Regions from separate parts of the Homo sapiens genome. Here region 1 is linked to region 2. Evidence: chromatin loops called from intact Hi-C (ENCODE). Cell type or tissue: HepG2. All regions are shown on one strand. Each heading gives the region's core, and the rest is flanking DNA. Links, peaks and the distances in the headings are about the cores only.

Region 1 (8,609 bases), core at 1-8,000, 110 kb after region 2:
CCCTTGATCCCCCTGCTCAGCAAACACCCCCACCCCCACAGAACCATCATGACAGGATTAGCTCCTGCTTCTGGACACAGTGAGTTTTCATTTAGTAATAGGACACTTTCCCCTTGCTTCTTGCTCTTCTTATAGGGTAAGCTTGAGCATAACTTTGTTGGTTGGGTGCAGATATACTGCTTGGTCAACAGGTGGTTTGGGCTTGGCTGTTGGCTGTTTGTGACAATTGGCTGAGAAAGCCAGCTGCCCAGCACCAGGGGACCATAGGGCCTGTGGAATGTTGTGGAGGAAACCACTAGCCCCATGGGAAGTTGGATTTAGAGGAAGTTCCTCTAGTTGAGATGAGCAGGGAGCCCCTGATCCCAACTGGCTTGAGGTCCTGGCAACACAAGTTGAGCTCTCACAGTCATTTTCAGATAACAACCAAAAATGATGGTGATTTTTTGGCAGTTGGCTTCTCTCACTACAGAAGAGGTCAATGAATGCGCTTTAGGAATACTCCCAAACTGCATACCAAATTTTATTTGTATTGTATGTACATTATTCATAGCTTTTTTGGATCCTAGTTAGCAATCACAGCCCTTGATCCATATGAACTTTAAAGGGTAATTTCTTTAAGGTAATGCTTATAAATGCCAATTTCAAAGATTATTATAGAAGTCCTAGAGGCTTCTCATTTCTTAAAAACACTTCAGGCTGGGTGCAGTGGCTCACGCCTATAATCCCAGCAGTTTGGGAGGCTGAGACAGGAGGATTGCTTGAGCCCAGGAGTTTGAGACCAGCCCAGGCAACATAGGGAGACCCCGTCTCTACAAAAAATTTCGAAAATTAGCTGGCTGTGGTGGTGCACACCTGTAGTCCCAGCTACTTGGGAGACTGCAGCGGGAGGATAGCTTGAGCACCGGAGGTTAAGGCTGCTGTGAGCTGTGATTATGCCATGGACTCCAGCCTGGGTGACACAGTGAGACCCTGTCTCAAAAACAAACAACAACCATTTCAGATTTTGTAGGGATGGTCTCTCTCTCTCTTTTTTCTTTCTTTCATTGTTACCTTGGAAATTTCTTAGTGACTTTGACCAAAGTCAGGTGTGCTCTGAGGCATGCATAACTACATGGCTTGGATCTTACCTTCTTACTTACTATAGGGATCTTTTTCAAAGGTATTGAGCTGTTTCTGCAATTGTTTTCTTACATGAATTTCCATTGCAATTCCTTTTCCTTTTTCTCTGTCCAGATCCGTAGGCTTCCTTGTTCTTCAAGGGCCGGAATTTGATGCACATAGTTTAATGTACATGCCACTAGAGTGATGACTGTGATTTGATTTTGTGAAGATTCTAGACAATAAATAATCATCAGTCTTCTAAACCTACTAGGATGGTGATGCTTACACTTGCCGGAAGCATATGCTACTCTCATCTTTATTCCCATTGTCATTTGCTAGGATGTGGAATGCCGTTACATATTGTTCTTTGAAGATTTATCTGAGGACTGCCAGATAAACCCATGTCCCAGTGGATCTGCAGAAAAGTTTTGATTAGTCATTATTGCAGAAGTCTGCTTTTCTGATGTTAAGACAGATACACTGAGATTAGTAGAAAAATGGTGGATTATGTGTAGGTTGGATTGGGTTTGCACAATAGGAAACCCATGACATAGAAATACTTACAAATTTTCTAGATCTTAAAGTTTGGAAATACTTAAAAGTGGTCCTATCAGAAAGAATGAGCTTTACCTTCTGGGATTCCTGCCCATGTTTGGTCTGTTCCAAATGTTAGCTATTAAGGTCTTACTTATAGCCTACTTCACAATTACTAAAGGACATGAAAAGGACAATGTCTTAACAGTCTAATCCCTAATATCTAGCAGAGGCACATAGTAGTCAGTAAAGTTTTTCATGATTAAATTAATTCTGCTTCATGGTTCTGCTGCCAGATCTTCCGAAGTCTGCTTTACTGGGCCAATGTGTGATTCAAACCTTATTACTCTTTCTTTTTTTCACCCCCTAAGTAGAAACAATCTTTCCCCATATATCGAAGTAACCCTTCAAATTTGTATTATCCAAAAATATATGACTACAGTTTTAATTTATTTTGTGGCAATAAAAGGAATTATTATGAATTCTAAAACTAACACTTCTGTAGTGGCAGCTCATGAGACTGCTGAGTCTCATGTAGCTGAGACTTCACTTACTGCAAGGCACACATGATAACCACTACGCTACGGAAACCTGCATAAAAGCTTCATTTATTGTAAGTTAACCTTTTTTTTTTTTGAGGGAAGCTATGTTCACATTAATATAATAATAATATGCTCTGAGGATATTAGAGCTGAAAGGGAACTCAGACCATGTCCTTATTTTAGAAGTGAGGAAATAGGTTCCAGGGCCACTCAGGTTAGCCACAGGATTGAAATGCTACTATGAGAACTCCATTGTTCTTTTATCCCAATCGGAGACCTGTACTAATAGAGTACATGTCATCAGGTAGACAATAAGTGAAAATACTTTCTGAGTCATTTTGAAGTCTTCTAAAGACTTACATATACCTACTATACTTATCCTTGATCATTCTAATCTAACTAGACTCTTTGCCAGGCCCTGGATTAGAACTACATTTTGTTTCTGAATTCACTGAGTTCCTTTAGCACCTTGTTGTAGAGTAGAATTGAATCAAGGGATCTTAGATTTCTTCCTGCTCTCCCAATCATATGCATTTGCTGAGTGCTTATTGTGATTCCAGGCATTGTGTTAAATATATTTCTCATGAAGTCCGACTTGCCTGCGTATGGTGCTGCTACTTATTAGCAAGTTACTTCATGTCTCTATGCTTCAGTTTCTTCATCTATAAAATAATAACTACATCATAGGGTTATATGGAGGATGAAATGAATCATCATACAGGAGACATTCAGCACAGCGCCTGGCACCTAGTAAATGCTCAGCAAATGCTAACTTTTATAATTGTTGAGCAAATAAAGAAATTGATAGATCAACTTTCGTTTCCACCTACATTTTCTTATTTCTAGGGAAAAAAACAAAACAAAACAAAACACTGACATCCTCCCTGAAATCTAAGACACACGTTTATCCATGTCTGTCTGTCTCTAGTCTGCCTGTCCTGGTAAATGATGTCATGGCCAACTCATTCCAAAACTTCAAAAAGTTAACTTTATCTGCTCACTGTCCTACAACTAAAATGCATGTGAGTGACATCCAGCTCCACCTGGTGGTGAGGATCCTGTTCTTTTACTAGTTGTCTCTTCAGCTTAAAATCCTTTAGTGGTTCCTGTAGTCTTCAGGACACAAATCCAATTTAGCACAAGTGATCTTGCCTCTGCTTTTCTCTTTCCAGTTCATATAGTTTGTCATCCACCTTAAGCTGTGTGTTTCTATTATATTAAATGATTTGAAGGTCCCAGTTTCTTGATTGCCATGGTTTCCCTAATCTGGAATTTTGTACATGCTTTCTTTTAGTTTAGTTGCCTGTTACCCTCCACTGAGTCTCTTCACCTCACACACCTGCACCCACATGCACACATACACACAGTGTTTTCTTCACTCCAATAGTACCCGTTGTGCATTTCCTTATTAGAGTACACACCATAAAATGTCAGTTTGTGTCCTTTCATTACACTGAGCTCTATGGGATCAGAATCTGCTGTTTTTATCTGTCTATTTCCAGCAACTAGCCCCAATGCCTGGGTACAAATAGGCATCCAAAATATGAATGATTGAGTAATGCAAAAACACCCTTAGGTAAGTAGGTAGTTGAATTAAGTTATAGTGGATTTACATTTTCATGAGATTTGATTGTTTCTATTCGGAAAGAATGTGTGTGAAGAAGGCAACAGGCTAGCAGATTCATGAAGGCAAATTTGCCTGCAGCTAAAACTGCTTGGGTTATCAGAAACTGCCCATATGTCTGGGACTGCAGGGCTGCTGCTGATTTGTAACTGTGTTTGCATCAGTTCTTGGTTGGGCTAGAAAGCAGAAAGAAAAGATGCTGAAATGCTATTTTTATGAGACATAGGTATTACAGTGTTGAGTTAAATGGACCAATGAAGGTGCAGTTACAATATCCGCTTCTCTCTCTGTTCTGTGGAGCTAGGGGCCAGGCCGAGGCATGGGAAAGAAGCAGTAAGGCAGAAAGACTAAAAGGGGATTCAAGGAAGAATAGAAAATTGTGAGGCAGTGACCGGAATCCTGTATGGTTGTACAAATCTCTGTTACTATTACTAGTTCTGCAACCTTGGGCAAGTTACATAGTTTCTCTGACTCTTGTTTTTTTATCTGTAAACTGGAGGTCTCATTTACCTACTTAAGACTACATCTATAGTGCCTATCTTGTGGGGTTGTTAAGATTAAATGAGATCATGGTTTATAATAAGTACCCAATATATGTTAGTTGTTACAGTATTACCTGTTTATAGGTTGTAAAAAGGTCAGATTGAGGGTGGGCGTGGTGGCTCATGCCTGTAATCCCCACACTTTGGGAGGCCGAGGTGGGTGGATCACGAGGTAAGGAGATCGATACCATCCTGGCCAACATGTTGAAACTCCATCTCTACTAAAATACAAAAAATTAGCCAGACATGGTGGCAGGCGCCTGTAGTCCCAGTTACTCGGGCGGGAGGCTGAGGCAGGAGAATCACTTGAACCTGGGAGGCAGAGGTTGCAGTGAGCCGAGATCATGCCACTGCACTCCATCCTGGTGACAGAGCAAGACTCCGTCTCAAAAAAAAAAAAAAAAAAAGAAAAAAGGTCATAAGTTAGGGACCATACCTATCTTCTTCACTATTGTGTCTCCAGCACTTGGCACGTACATGGAAGCTGTTTAGCAAATGTTTGTCGAATTACTGATGAGGGTGATCAGTACAGGATTTTAGAGACCTCTGAACTTGTGCTTTTTCCTGGAATGTCTATCTCAGATGAAGCCATTTCAGTTCTACTTCATGATGCCTGAGCTCTGAGATTTCTCAGCATATCTTGTGTTTCTTCTTTGGACTATAGCAAGGAAATAAGCATAAATCATAGCATTAATGGGTCTCCTATTAAGAAGGAACTGGTATCATGTCAACATTTGAATCCCCAAAGACAAAGCCAGCAGTACATCCAAAAGTGAAGTTTCTATCTGAACATTTATTCCACAGTCATAGAAACTGAAGATGGAAAAGACCTGAGGACATCTAATCCATCCATGTGGTTGTACAAGAAAAGTGGCTGGAGCAAAACAGCCCGTTCACTTCATGCTCACAAGACAGCATTTCCGTTCTTCCTGGAGCGGAGCGATTGCAAACACATTAAAATGAAGACACAATGCAAATACTCTTCACAAACCTTAAGAAAATACTTATAAATACATTATTTTCATAAAATGATTAGTAACTAAAAAAAAAGAGTGAGGGAATCCTGGATTAGATGGATAGTTTAGGTGGGTAAAGAAAGGAATAACTAAACAGTATAGATAGTAAAGTAGTATTAATGCCTAGAAAGCAATTTCTGAAGAACTGGATGGGTTTTCTGTTTTTCCTATCAAAAATATGAGTTGGGAGAAAAAGAGGCTCTAAAGTAGTTTCTTTCCCCTTTATTCTTTACCCACACCAAGGAAGTGCTTAACTTGCTCTAAGGCTCTAACAGACACAGCACCAACACTGAGAAGTCTGTTACCCAGATGATAAGGTCTGTTCTGCTTGGCACTTGCTCCGCTTACCACTTTTCTGGCTGGAAGGGAAGCAGCAGCTCTTGATAGGGTTTGTGCAATAGCAAGATTCATGAATAGCAGAGAGTCATCTCCAGGCACATTAAAGACCTCGACTGCTTGGGTCCCTGTGGCTGCTTCACTTGGCTGTCCTGGTTATTCTTCCAATTTGTTTTTAAATTTTGGGAGATTCCCCTTTCTCCTCCACCTGGAAGCATACACACTCTGGGGCCTTGATTATTCTTATTTACACGAACCAGGTAGCTATATCTGTTCCAGCTCATCTGAGCATGCTTTATCATGTGCTTCCTGTGCCAGAAAAGCAAGGTAGCGTCCCTTATCTCTTTCTTCTTTACCAGAATACCACCCTCTATCTGAAGGCTTCTGATCTTTGTGTTTTTTTTGAGCCTCAAAGGAGTTGAAAGAACAGAGGCAGAGCTGAACGGAAAGGAGGTTTCCAAGGACCCACCATTTCATGACATCATTTTACAAAACACAATACACTGTTTCACAAATTGCAAAACACTGTTCAGTTACTACCAATAAAAATAACCATTGCTACTTAACATGAAGACTGCTTCGTTTCACCACAAGCAATTATGGTTTTTCTTTATTCAGAACATAGAGGCATTTCAAGCAATGTTGATGGCAGTAAGCCTGCTGTCAGCCCCTGCTGCTGCTTGCTGCATCCTGGCCAGTGTTTTGGCCAGGTAGTTCCTCCAAAGATGTTTGAGGAGCGTGCATTGGTCATCTACTTTGTGGATAGGCAGGGCGATCTGGCATGTGATCACCACTGCTCAGAATGCCTCACTAGAGAAGCTTAAGGTAAATCCGATATACAAAAATGCAGACTTACAAAACAGATACATTAAGGGATAATTAATTGCATTACAAAAGGGTGCTTTACTTTACAAAAGAATTCACTTCTGGGTTCCCTTAAACAGCCAGCTTCTCAAATACAGTCAGAATATGAGCTGAGTTACAAAAATGTCCATGTACATTAGGAGCATGGCTGTAATGTGGATTGAGGTACACCTGTACATCAGCCTTCCGGGCTGCACAGAGGTTCAGGGGCACGCAGAGCATGGTGGCAGAGTCTCCAGCATTCTTAGCTGGTACAAGTGGGTGGGGATGGCTAAGGGGCAAAATCTTCCAAAGGCAGTTGCAACCTACTTCTGGGCCTGGGGTGAGAACGTGAGGGGATGGGGTGTTTCAACACAGAACTGTCCTTTTGTGTTTTCAGGGCTCACCTGTTTCCTCATTATTGAACTGTTTCATCTGTGGAGTTGGTGACCTCTAACTTTAGAGCCCTCCCACATCCATATCAGTATCTCTGAGCCTCCCTCCACTCCAGGGTTTTCTCAGCCAATTAATCACTAGGTGTTATCTAACTACAGCTTAAGTTGTTATTCCCTGGGTGACTGGGTAGATTTTGGTGGAAATGCAGACATTTCATCCAGTAGTAGAGGGAGAAGTTTTGTGACTGAGACACCTTTCCAGTGATCTCCAGCTGTAAAAGAGGAAAGTGCTTGGCACAGCTCCTGAACTTATTGTAGGCATTCAAATTGGTTGGGGGTGGAACAATGAGTCCTGAGAAGATAAATCAAGTAATTGATAAATAAGGAAGTCTTGTCCTAAATGGTGCCCAGGGGTGGGGGTGAGGATGTTGAAGGAGAGTCAGCAGATGTGTGCTAAAATTATTAAAAAGCAAAACAAAACAAAACAAAACTTCTCAAACAGGTTTTCTCTTCATGCTTCTCCTCCTGCCTGTGGGCAGCCAAACTTCCAGAATGGTGTTTCTAGAAAAGTAATTTTTAGACCACCTGTGTCAGTCACTTGGGGGTGTTGGTTAACAGTAGGTTTCTGAGCTCACCTCTAGACCTCCACCCCCAACCCCATAATCTCTGGAGAAGGGTCTTGGCAATCCGCACTCTGATGAGTTCTCTACTAGATGACTCTTATCTACATTGACATTTGAGAACTGACCCATATTCCTTTCCCTTGCTGCCTAAACTTGATATGCTGAGAAAGTGACACCTAAGCAGAGGGGAGGTTACTTGTATCAGTCTTTGGGGGGCATTAGATGAGGCTGGAGGATCATTAGAGGGACCAAAACCAGTTCATAGCTCCTCAGAGATGAGTGGGTGTGAGGATGGGGGATTGACTTGATTTTCTATACAGATATGCAAAGTGCAGGGCAGATTCCTGAATGGTCGAAGCTTATAGTGTTCCCGGGCTGGAGGTTTTGGGATTTCTATGCTAAGCGATGGGTGACTGCTGATCTGAAAATGGCCTAGTGTGTGGTGTGTAGAACATTTCACCCACAGTGTCACATATTCCATTATAGGCAATAAGGGATATTCCAGGTCCAACCTAAGGCCACAACCTTGCTTTGCCTTTTTCTCTCTTTTCCTTTATAAAAGGCACACACCATAGTGGAGATGCTTAGTTACATTAGAAGTAGTCTTATTCATTTTTTAGCCAAATTGCCTTTCTGGCCCAGAGCTTTTGTTCTGAAAGCATGGTATGCATTTTTAATGCCTCTGCTGCCTGTCTTCTGTTTCCGCTTACCACATCCCCTCCCCTTTTCACAGTAGGGTGTAAGCATGCTCTTACTAAACAGTCAGGATGGAGTCAGAGATCCAGAACCTTCTCAAAAACATGGCTCTTGCCTGGTCCAATCAATCCTTGACGTTTATGATACTAATGAGTTAATTTTTAAATACCCCACCCCCAGTGGGAGGTGCTCTGCTCTTACCTGCTCCCCATTCAGAATGTAGGAATAAATCTAGATCGGGGAGTTGTATCAAAAGCTACAACCCTAGATAACCTCGTTCTGTGTTACGATGAAAACCAGCAACCCAGTAAGACATAAGTGTGAGTAACAATTTTATCTCTTGTTGGTAGTGCAGAG
Region 2 (8,722 bases), core at 316-8,315:
ACGAGGTCAGGAGTTCAAGACCAGCCTGACCAACACGGTGAAACCCCATCTCTAGTAAAAATACAAAAATTAGCCTGGTGTGATGGTGCACACCTGTAATCCCAGCTACTCAGGAGGCTCAGGCAAGAGAATCGCTTGAACACAGGAGGCGAGTTTGCAGTGAGCAGAGATCGCGCCACTACACTCCAGCCTGGGTGACAGAGTGAGACTCTGTCTCGAAAAACAAAAACAAACAAACAAACAAAAAGAATTATGCTCAATTCCCTGTCATTGTTGTTTTTTCCCCAGCTCTTTACTGGTGAGAAGATAGCAAAAGCTGAAGCAGACACAGAATCCACAAGTGGAAAATACAGCAGTGCCATTAAAGGTAATAAAAGATAAAGTTTATCTTTCTTCCAAGCTCTTTATTTTAATTTCTTATAGGATTTTTGTTACTTTTTAATGTTGTTTTAAGTAAAGAAGACTAAAAGTTTAAATCAGTATAAATTTTCATTTTTATATTGTGCCACACCCATTTTAAATGCAAATATAAGAGCACTTAACTCGTGTCGAATCACAAAAATTACAATTTGTATTTTGTGGTTCATACATGGATATGTAGTTCATTCTTACCAGAAGAGTAGGAACAATGCACACACAAAAAATTCAACTGTTTTTATTTCACTGCTTGATAAAATATGTTCTATCAACATGCTTTGCCTTCTACCTACTGATGAGTAAGGAAGGACTGACAGGAAAAGGAACTACAGGTTACCCTATTGTTCCCTTTCTGTGTTATTTTCAAAGTAAGTTCCTGGCTGATACAGGGAAGTAGCACAAGTAATAAAGGATGTGGTGGGGTTCCTTTGTTGTTCATGTTTCTAACAATGCCATTGCTTTCTTTCTGGAACAGAAGCAAGTCTAGTTTGAATGGAATGCTTGGCCTTTTGGGATCTGTCAGTACTCTCTCCCAGACCCCTGTTAGTCATAGACATAACACACTTAACTTGTACTCACTTGGAGTCTCCCCAAACTCCCATGCATCGTGGGTCTACTGGGATTCTGTGGTCAGAGAGCATTGCCGTTACTACATTCAAACATGGTGGCATGACATGATATACCTACTGTGAATGACAGGTGTCATACAAAGGAAGGACAGATGCACCTACTGTGTATTCCTCTGTTTATGTGCATGCTTCATTGTCCCATTGGATTTGACTTACAAAATACAAATTCAAAGATGAAATTATGAAGAATTTCAAGATGGCAGCAGCAGAGCATTAGGCTACACATTGGGCCCTTCTGATTGTGGGGCTCTGTGTGACTGCACAAGACAAACCCTCATAAAGCCAGCTCTGGGTGGCGGAGCCCTGGACTGCCTGCCTACTGGATGTTAAATGAGATTGAAATAAATTTTGACCTAGTTTAAGCTGTTGTATTTTGAGGTCCCTTTTATACACTTTGCATCCTGACTTATGAAAACACTTTTAGTTCTCAAAACGTACTGCCAATTGCATAACAAAGAGACTATGTCCCTATGTTTAGTTAACACCCCCATGAGCAGTATATGACCACAAATGTTTCCCTCTGCTCTTGCTATTGTCTCTATTTTGATATTTCAACAGCATGCCCAATTCAAAATGCCCCAAACCAAACTCATCTCTCCTCCAATATCAAACACAGACACAATATCAAACACAGCAACTAATATTTATTTAGCTTTTAACATGTACCAAGCGTTTTGCAGGCTTATTTCATTTATTAGGTATCATCATTCATTGTGGCCATTTTCCAGATGAGGAAATGGAAGCTTATGTAACTTACTGAAGGTAATACTGAGCTGAGATATGATTTCAGTATTTATGGCTCCAAAGCCTATGAGCATACCACTTGTCTCTCCTTTTCTATGATGGCAAAATAATTCCTAAAACAATGGTGGTGTGATTGGGAAAAGAAATGTTTTTCTTTACATCTTGCAGCAAATCAATGTCTACAATAAATTCAGAATTCTAGTATCCTGTCAGATCACTCTGTTCCCATCATTTCTACCATTGCCAACACACCCTGAAAACTAGTGTATTCACCTGGGAGAGTTTGCTCAGGGAAGCGAGGGTTTTTAAAAATCCCCCTAGTGACCTCTTGTGGCTGATGGACACCCTGCTGAGACCCTGCCTCTGGAATCTACCTGGCTTGCTGCTTCATGTTCACCCCTCCCCGGGCTACAGAAAAAGGGCTCCAAGGAAATCAGAGTTAGGAAATGGGTCGTCCCTGGTTTCAAACAAAGGGCATCATTCCAATATGTGTCAAAAATAAGCTCAGAAAATTTGTAAGAGAGATGGGTTTTCTGTTTCCTGGACTTGCCTTTCATATCTTTTTTCTTTCTTTCTTTCTTGCATCCTCTCTCATTTTTCTTAATTTAGGTGAGGAGAAAATGTTGTAATAACATGTAAATCAGATTAGATAAATAATGATGCTGTAACAAGCCTGGTGGCATAATAGTATATACGAAGGTGTTTACTGAAGTAGTGATTTTAACAGAAAATTTATCTATCAATCTATCTATCTATCTGAAGGAGATTTTAAGTGATTGTATTACCTTTATACCGTGAAATACTACAAAGCCATTAAAATGTATATATGAATACACACTACAGACATACAGACATACACACACATACAGGTGAGGAAAAGGGTGCAGGTAAAGAAACTAAGTTACAAAACAACTTGCATGTTATCCCTTTTTTGTAACACTGGATGTATGCTTCAATGTAAAGAGAAGATAAATTCACCAAAATATTAACTATGGTGATCATCTCAGAGTGGTGGAATTACAGAATTTTTTTTGAGACTGAGTCTTGCTCTATCGCCCAGGCTGGAATGCAGTGGCATGATCTCGGCTCACTGCAACCTCCGTCTCCCAGGTTCAAGCAATTCTCCTGCCTCAGCCTCCTGAGTAGCTGGGATTACAGGCGCGCACTACCACGCCCGGCTAATTTTTGTATGTTTTAGTAGAGACAGGGTTTCACGATGTTGGCTGGGCTGGTCTCAAATTCCTGACCTCAAGTGATCTGCCCGCCTTGGCCTCCTAAATTGCTGCAATTACAGGCATGAGCCACTGCGCCTGGCCAAGGAATTACAGATTTTTAAAAAATTATTTACAGTTTTCTGTATTGCAGTGGTTCTCAACTTAGTACATTAACAACCTATGAAAAATCTGAATGCTCAGCCCACTCTAGACAAATTAAGTCAGAACTACTGGAAGTGAACCCAGGTTCTAGTAATTTTTTAAATTACCCAGATGATTCAATGTGCAATCAAGCTTGAGAATGAGTATATTGTTTGAATGCTTTACAATCAGTGATCATGTTATAAAGCAGAAAGAAGGGAGAGCCAGAAGAAGTTATCTTCATTTTGCTAATTTATGTGCAGTGTGCATGTGTGTATACTGTGTATGCAGTGTGCATGTGTGGCGGTTGCAGACAAACTAAGGCTAAAGCTGGTAAAAATCCAAAGGAACACAGTAAAGTCACCTAGTTGATCATGAAATCTGGTCAGAAAAACCTGGCTTTGTTTCTTTGTTCTAATACTTCCTGGCTATGTGACCTTAAGCAGCTCACTTCACCTGTTTGAATGTCCATTTTCTTTTCTAGTAAGAGTAAAAGGGAAATTCTATTCCCATAGAATTGTAGGATTCAGTGTCATATTGCATGAACAAGGGCTATGTAAGTTGCTAGTTATAATATGTGGTGGAGTAAAGAAGTAGAAAAGAAAGCAGGAGAAATAACTGAGCACTGAAAGACAAAATATTAACATTCCAGGAATGTTAATATTTTTTGTTTCTCCTGAATGCTTTATTTCCCTAACAAACATAGTTGCTGAGGGCCCGCTTTGCACCAGACACCATTTTAAGGGATAGAAGAGAAAACCTAATGACAGTCTGATTGCCGTCAAGAGGCTCACATGTGAAAGGGAATGAGGAGCTGCAACAAATAGCACAATGCGGTAAGTACTGTAAAGACGTGTGCCCAAGGCAGTAAGAGGCGCCAGTGCCTCTTTCAGAGAAGGGGAGGCAAGACTTGTGAAGCCTACAGAGAGCTAAGATCAGGAAATACTGGCTACATGCTTTGTTCTCTAGGGGGAGCTCAAGGCTTTCTCCTTTGATATCTGAATGGAATCAGTACTTCCAGTGAGAAGGGTGTATGTAGATAGATAAGTTGAACTGTGTTAGGATAAATGCTCCAATGCCACTTGATCTTGGAGTTCTTTCTTGTTAGGTATTTTCTATTGAATGGCGTCTTCCTTTGCTCCCGTGAAGCTGGTTCTATGGAAAGACATTGGGTTATCCCTCCCAGTTAAAAATGTTGCTCCCTCCACTTAGAAGACTAAGGAAGAACCAGAGTGAAGGAAGCCCCATGGGCAGGAAGAGGACTCATTTGGGCTCAAGACATTCAGTCCAACCTAGCTCACAAGGATGGATGAGATCATGATTCGGGACCATAACTTGTCACTTGTGCACATACTCTAAACGGTGGCGTTTTTCAAGGTATTGAAAGGAGGTGGCAGGATAGGATTAAGAAATTTGATCCAGACAGGCTTATCAAATTCACTACAACCAACAGATGGTTCTAGATTTTTTTTTTTTCATTAATGTTTCATGACTATGTGCTCTCGATTTGAAGTTTCAAGGTCCTCTTGAAGTTTTTTTTGTTTGTTTTTTTAGACAGGGTCTTGCTCTGTCACCCAGTGCAGTGGTGTGATCATCATGGCTCAATGCAGCCTCTTACTCCTGGGCTCAAGTGATCCTCCCACTTCAGCCTCCCAAAGCATTGGGATTACAAGCATGAGCCACACACACCTGGCTCAGAGTCCTCTTGAATCTGGCAAAAACTTGATTTGGAATTTTCTAAAATTTCTCTTATTTGTTGTAGCAACTGTATTTCATGGGAAGATATTTCTCTGATAGATCGATGCTCTTCTTTTTTATCTCTTTGTATCACCTATAAATGCTCCCATTTGCACACTCTTAAAGAAGTAAGCTTAGGATAGTTTCTTTTTTTTTTTTTTTTAGACGGAGTCTCGCTCTGTCGCCCAGGCTGGAGTGCAGTGGCGGGATCTCGGCTCACTGCAAGCCCCGCCTCCCGGGTTCACGCCATTCTCCTGCCTCAGCCTCCCAAGTAGCTGGGACTACAGGCGCCCGCCACTACGCCCGGCTAATTTTTTGTATTTTTAGTAGAGACGGGGTTTCACCGTTTTAGCCGGGATGGTCTCGATCTCCTGACCTCGTGATCCGCCCGCCTCGGCCTCCCAAAGTGCTGGGATTACAGGCGTGAGCCACCGCGCCCGGCCAGGATAGTTTCTGATTGCCTCACATGGAAAGTTAAAATGTAATCTCTCAGAGTTTTTGTGATGTCTAAATGAAGGCTATATAGACAATTTTGATTTTTAAGTTGTTTTTCTTTGTTACTTCGGGTATCAAACTGGGGATAGTGTGGAAACCACCAGTTCCTGAGGTAGTTGTGGCTAGGAAATTCACTTGTATACTAAAGAGCTTCATTTTTTTGTTTGCTGTGTAATTAGAAAGTAACTGGGTCTATGCCTTTATTCTTTGCATGGCAAGGTTTGCCTTGTTAGATACCAGACAAGGTAGCACCCCGGATATTTGCCAGGCATATTTATCCTTGTCAAAGGCACATTGGCAGTAAATGACACTGAAGGATCCTGCTTGGTATGACTTCGGTTATCAAGTAAACTGTTGCAGAGTTGTTGGGGGGATCCAGATATACCCCCATATCATCTCTTGCTTCACCTCATCTCTGACCCTAGCCCCTGAGTAAATAGGTGGGTTCTGCTGGGGTCCACTTCTTGGTTAGCTGTTCCTTCTTCTGACTGAGTTGTAATAGATAGGACTGGCCACTTTTTCAAACTAATCTCATCTGTATTGTATCTTGCAAAAATTCCCCTGTCTGTAGCATGTGACTGACCCTTTTCATTGATTTCTAGCACAGTATAGTGTTCTTCGTACTTTTATCTTTCGTGGCTGATAGAGGGAATCTAACCGTTTGCCGTAGAGGAGATTAGATAAGACTGCTGATGTCAATATTGTGCTTGGAAGATGTTTCTTCTGAATCTCAGTGGGGGGTTCAGAAACTTATCACCTCTCCAGTAGCTTCCCATCACACTGAGAATAAAATGCCAGCTCCTAACTGTGACCTAAAAGAGCTTCCTTCTCCCACTTCATCTCTGACCACTCCCTCTTTCTCTTTGTACCCCAGCCATACTGACCTTATTGCTCCTTAAACAGGCCAAGCTATGTCCTCCTCAGGAACTTATGCTACTCGCTGTGCTTTCTGCCTGGAATGCTACACTCCAGATTTTTACATAGTTCACTCATTCATATCATTCATATCCCTACCTAAATGTCATTTCAGAGAAGTCTTTATAACACCTTATCAGAAATAACCCACACAACTTCTACATCCTTAAGCAGCTTTGCTTTTCTTTATAGCACTTATCACAATCTGAAATGCTATTGTGTTTTTTGTTTTGGTTTTGTTTGAGATGGAGTCTCACTCTGTCGCCCAGGCTGGAGAGCAATGGCACGATCTCGGCTCACTGCAACCTCCACCTCCTGGGTTCAAGTGATTCTCGCGCCTCAGCCTCCTAAGCAGCTGGGATTACAGGTGCGCACCACCATGCCTGGCTAATTTTTGTACTTTTAGTAGAGACGGGGTTTCACCATGTTGGACAGGCTGGTCTCGAACTCCTGACCTTAGGTGATTCACCTGCCTCGGCCTTCCAAAGTGCTGGGATTATAGGCATGAGCCACCATGCCTATATGAGCCACAATATGAAACACCCATATTGTGTTTTATCTGTATACTTTTTAAACATTTGTTTTCTTGCTAGAATGTAAGCTCTATGGGGTCAGGGACTCTTGTCTGTCTTGTTTCTTACTCTGTCCCCAGACAGAGTCCCCAGACTCTAGAATAGTGCCAGGTGCCCAATAAGTTTTTGTTGAATGAATAAATAAATGAATGAAAGTTAGCTTAAATTCTTAAGAGTTAAATGGGATTTTGGCTATAACCTCACCATCTACAAAGCCTGGGAAAAGAAAAAAGAAAAAAACTAGTGCTGAATCCAATGTTTAGGGTTTTAGTGTATTGCTTCTTCTTTAAAGGAAGGAGATGGTGCCTGAGACTAGCCTGGGTGCTGAGACCACAACTCAGGCAATTTAAGTTTATGAAGGCCGATCCCACCCTACCCTTTCCAAAACTCTAGGACTACTTGCTGGAATGTGTATTCTAAAATCATACTTCTGAATATTTTTGAAATTGAAGTGCATCTTATAATAAGTATACTCATTTATTTTGCTTTTTTCCCCTAAAAAGCTGTTAAGGAAAGCTAGGGATATGGTGTGTCTTTTATAATTGAAGGCTTCTTCAGTTAAAAAAGACAGTATTTTACAAAATTCCTCATTTATAGAACCTTAGATTGATAATGTTACAGCTAGTAGGCATTAAAGATCCAGTGAATTTTAAAGCCTTTTCCATTTTTTTCCCCTCTTAAGCCTGGTCTTTTTGGAAAGAAATCTTTAGAGAAACTATAAACAAACCAGTGGATAAAAGCACAGTGGGGTGATAGGTGACTCAGCACGCTCACCCCTCCGCTATGCTGACCTACACTTTCAAGGGAGCTTCCGGGAGAGTAATTTGAAACTTAATGGAAAGATACAAGCCGGTTCCTTCATCTTTGGCTGGTGCAAAAACCAGTGTTAAAAGTCTTTTATTAAACAACAACTTTATGAGATATAATTGACATAATAAACTGCATATATGTAAATATAACATTTGGTAAGTTTCAACATGTGTATACACTCACGAAGCCATCACTGCTATCAAGACATTGAACATATTCATCATCCCGAAAAGTCTTCTTATGCACCTTTGTAAATTCTTCCTCCCTACCTCACCTCACCTCATCCCCATCTCCAGGCAACCCTTATTTGCTTCATGTCACTATAGTGATTAGTTTGCATTTTCTGCAATTTTACATGAATGACATCATACACACTTTTTTTAAATCTGGCTTCTTTCAATCAGCATAATTATTTTGAGATTTATCCATATTGCTGCACATATCAATAGTTTTTTTCTTTTCATTGCCGAGTAGTATTCCGTGGTATGGGTATTCTCAATCTGTTTGTCCATTTGCTGCAGATGGACATTTGAATGGTTTCCAGTTTTGGGCTATTACAAATGAAGCTCTATGAAGCTCTATGAATATTCCTGTATGAGTCTTAATATGGACACATGTTTTCTTTCATTGTTTTTGTGTAAATACCTAGAAGCCGAATGGCTGGATCTGATCATTGGTATGTGTTTAACTTTTCAAGCAACTCCCTACTTGTCTTTCAAAGTGGCTGTACTGTACAATAGTTTCAGTGGCTACATAACCTCACCAACACTCAGTATGTTCAGTTTCCTAAAAGTTTAGCCATTCTAATGAATGTGTGGTAGTATCTCATTGTGGTTTTAATTTTCATTTCCCTTATGACTAATAATGTTAAGCATCCTTTAATGTACTTATTTGCCATTGTTACTGAGCAAAAGAGGCTCCTTTCCCAATGTGCTAGAAGCCAATGCTATGATACTGGGTTTTTGAGAAAAGAAAAACTTTTTTTTTTTTTTTTTAAGACAGAGTTTCGCTCTTGTAGCCCAGTCTGGAGTGCAATGGCTCGATCTTG

The links. Peaks named below come from ENCODE experiments on the same cell type or tissue, not always from the same donor. Only the 100,000 strongest peaks of a DNase experiment are listed, where the experiment ranks them.
Region 1: it touches region 2 in a loop (11-fold over the local background); 8 of 110 quality-filtered maps call a loop at or near these places.

The regions. Positions count from the first base shown.
Region 1 is chr9:101,564,236-101,572,844 of GRCh38, forward strand. It overlaps GRIN3A (glutamate ionotropic receptor NMDA type subunit 3A), which reads right to left. Exons shown (of 9, transcript NM_133445.3): 9 at 5,117-8,609. Among named protein-coding and RNA genes, the nearest start is that of PPP3R2, 26 kb to the right of the region's middle. In HepG2, for the core only: a CTCF peak has its summit at 3,216 (motif pointing left); a DNase peak (open chromatin) is centred at 3,216.
Region 2 is chr9:101,455,090-101,463,811 of GRCh38, forward strand. LOC105376184 (a long non-coding RNA gene) reads left to right here. Exons shown (of 4, transcript XR_001746862.2): 3 at 289-367; 4 at 3,852-4,000. Among named protein-coding and RNA genes, the nearest start is that of TMEM246-AS1, 9.0 kb to the right of the region's middle. RefSeq lists enhancers at 6,133-6,649, 6,650-7,166, 7,554-7,698 and a cis regulatory region at 7,621-7,631. In HepG2, for the core only: CTCF peaks have their summits at 2,114 (motif pointing left) and 4,113 (motif pointing right); DNase peaks (open chromatin) are centred at 2,112 and 4,122.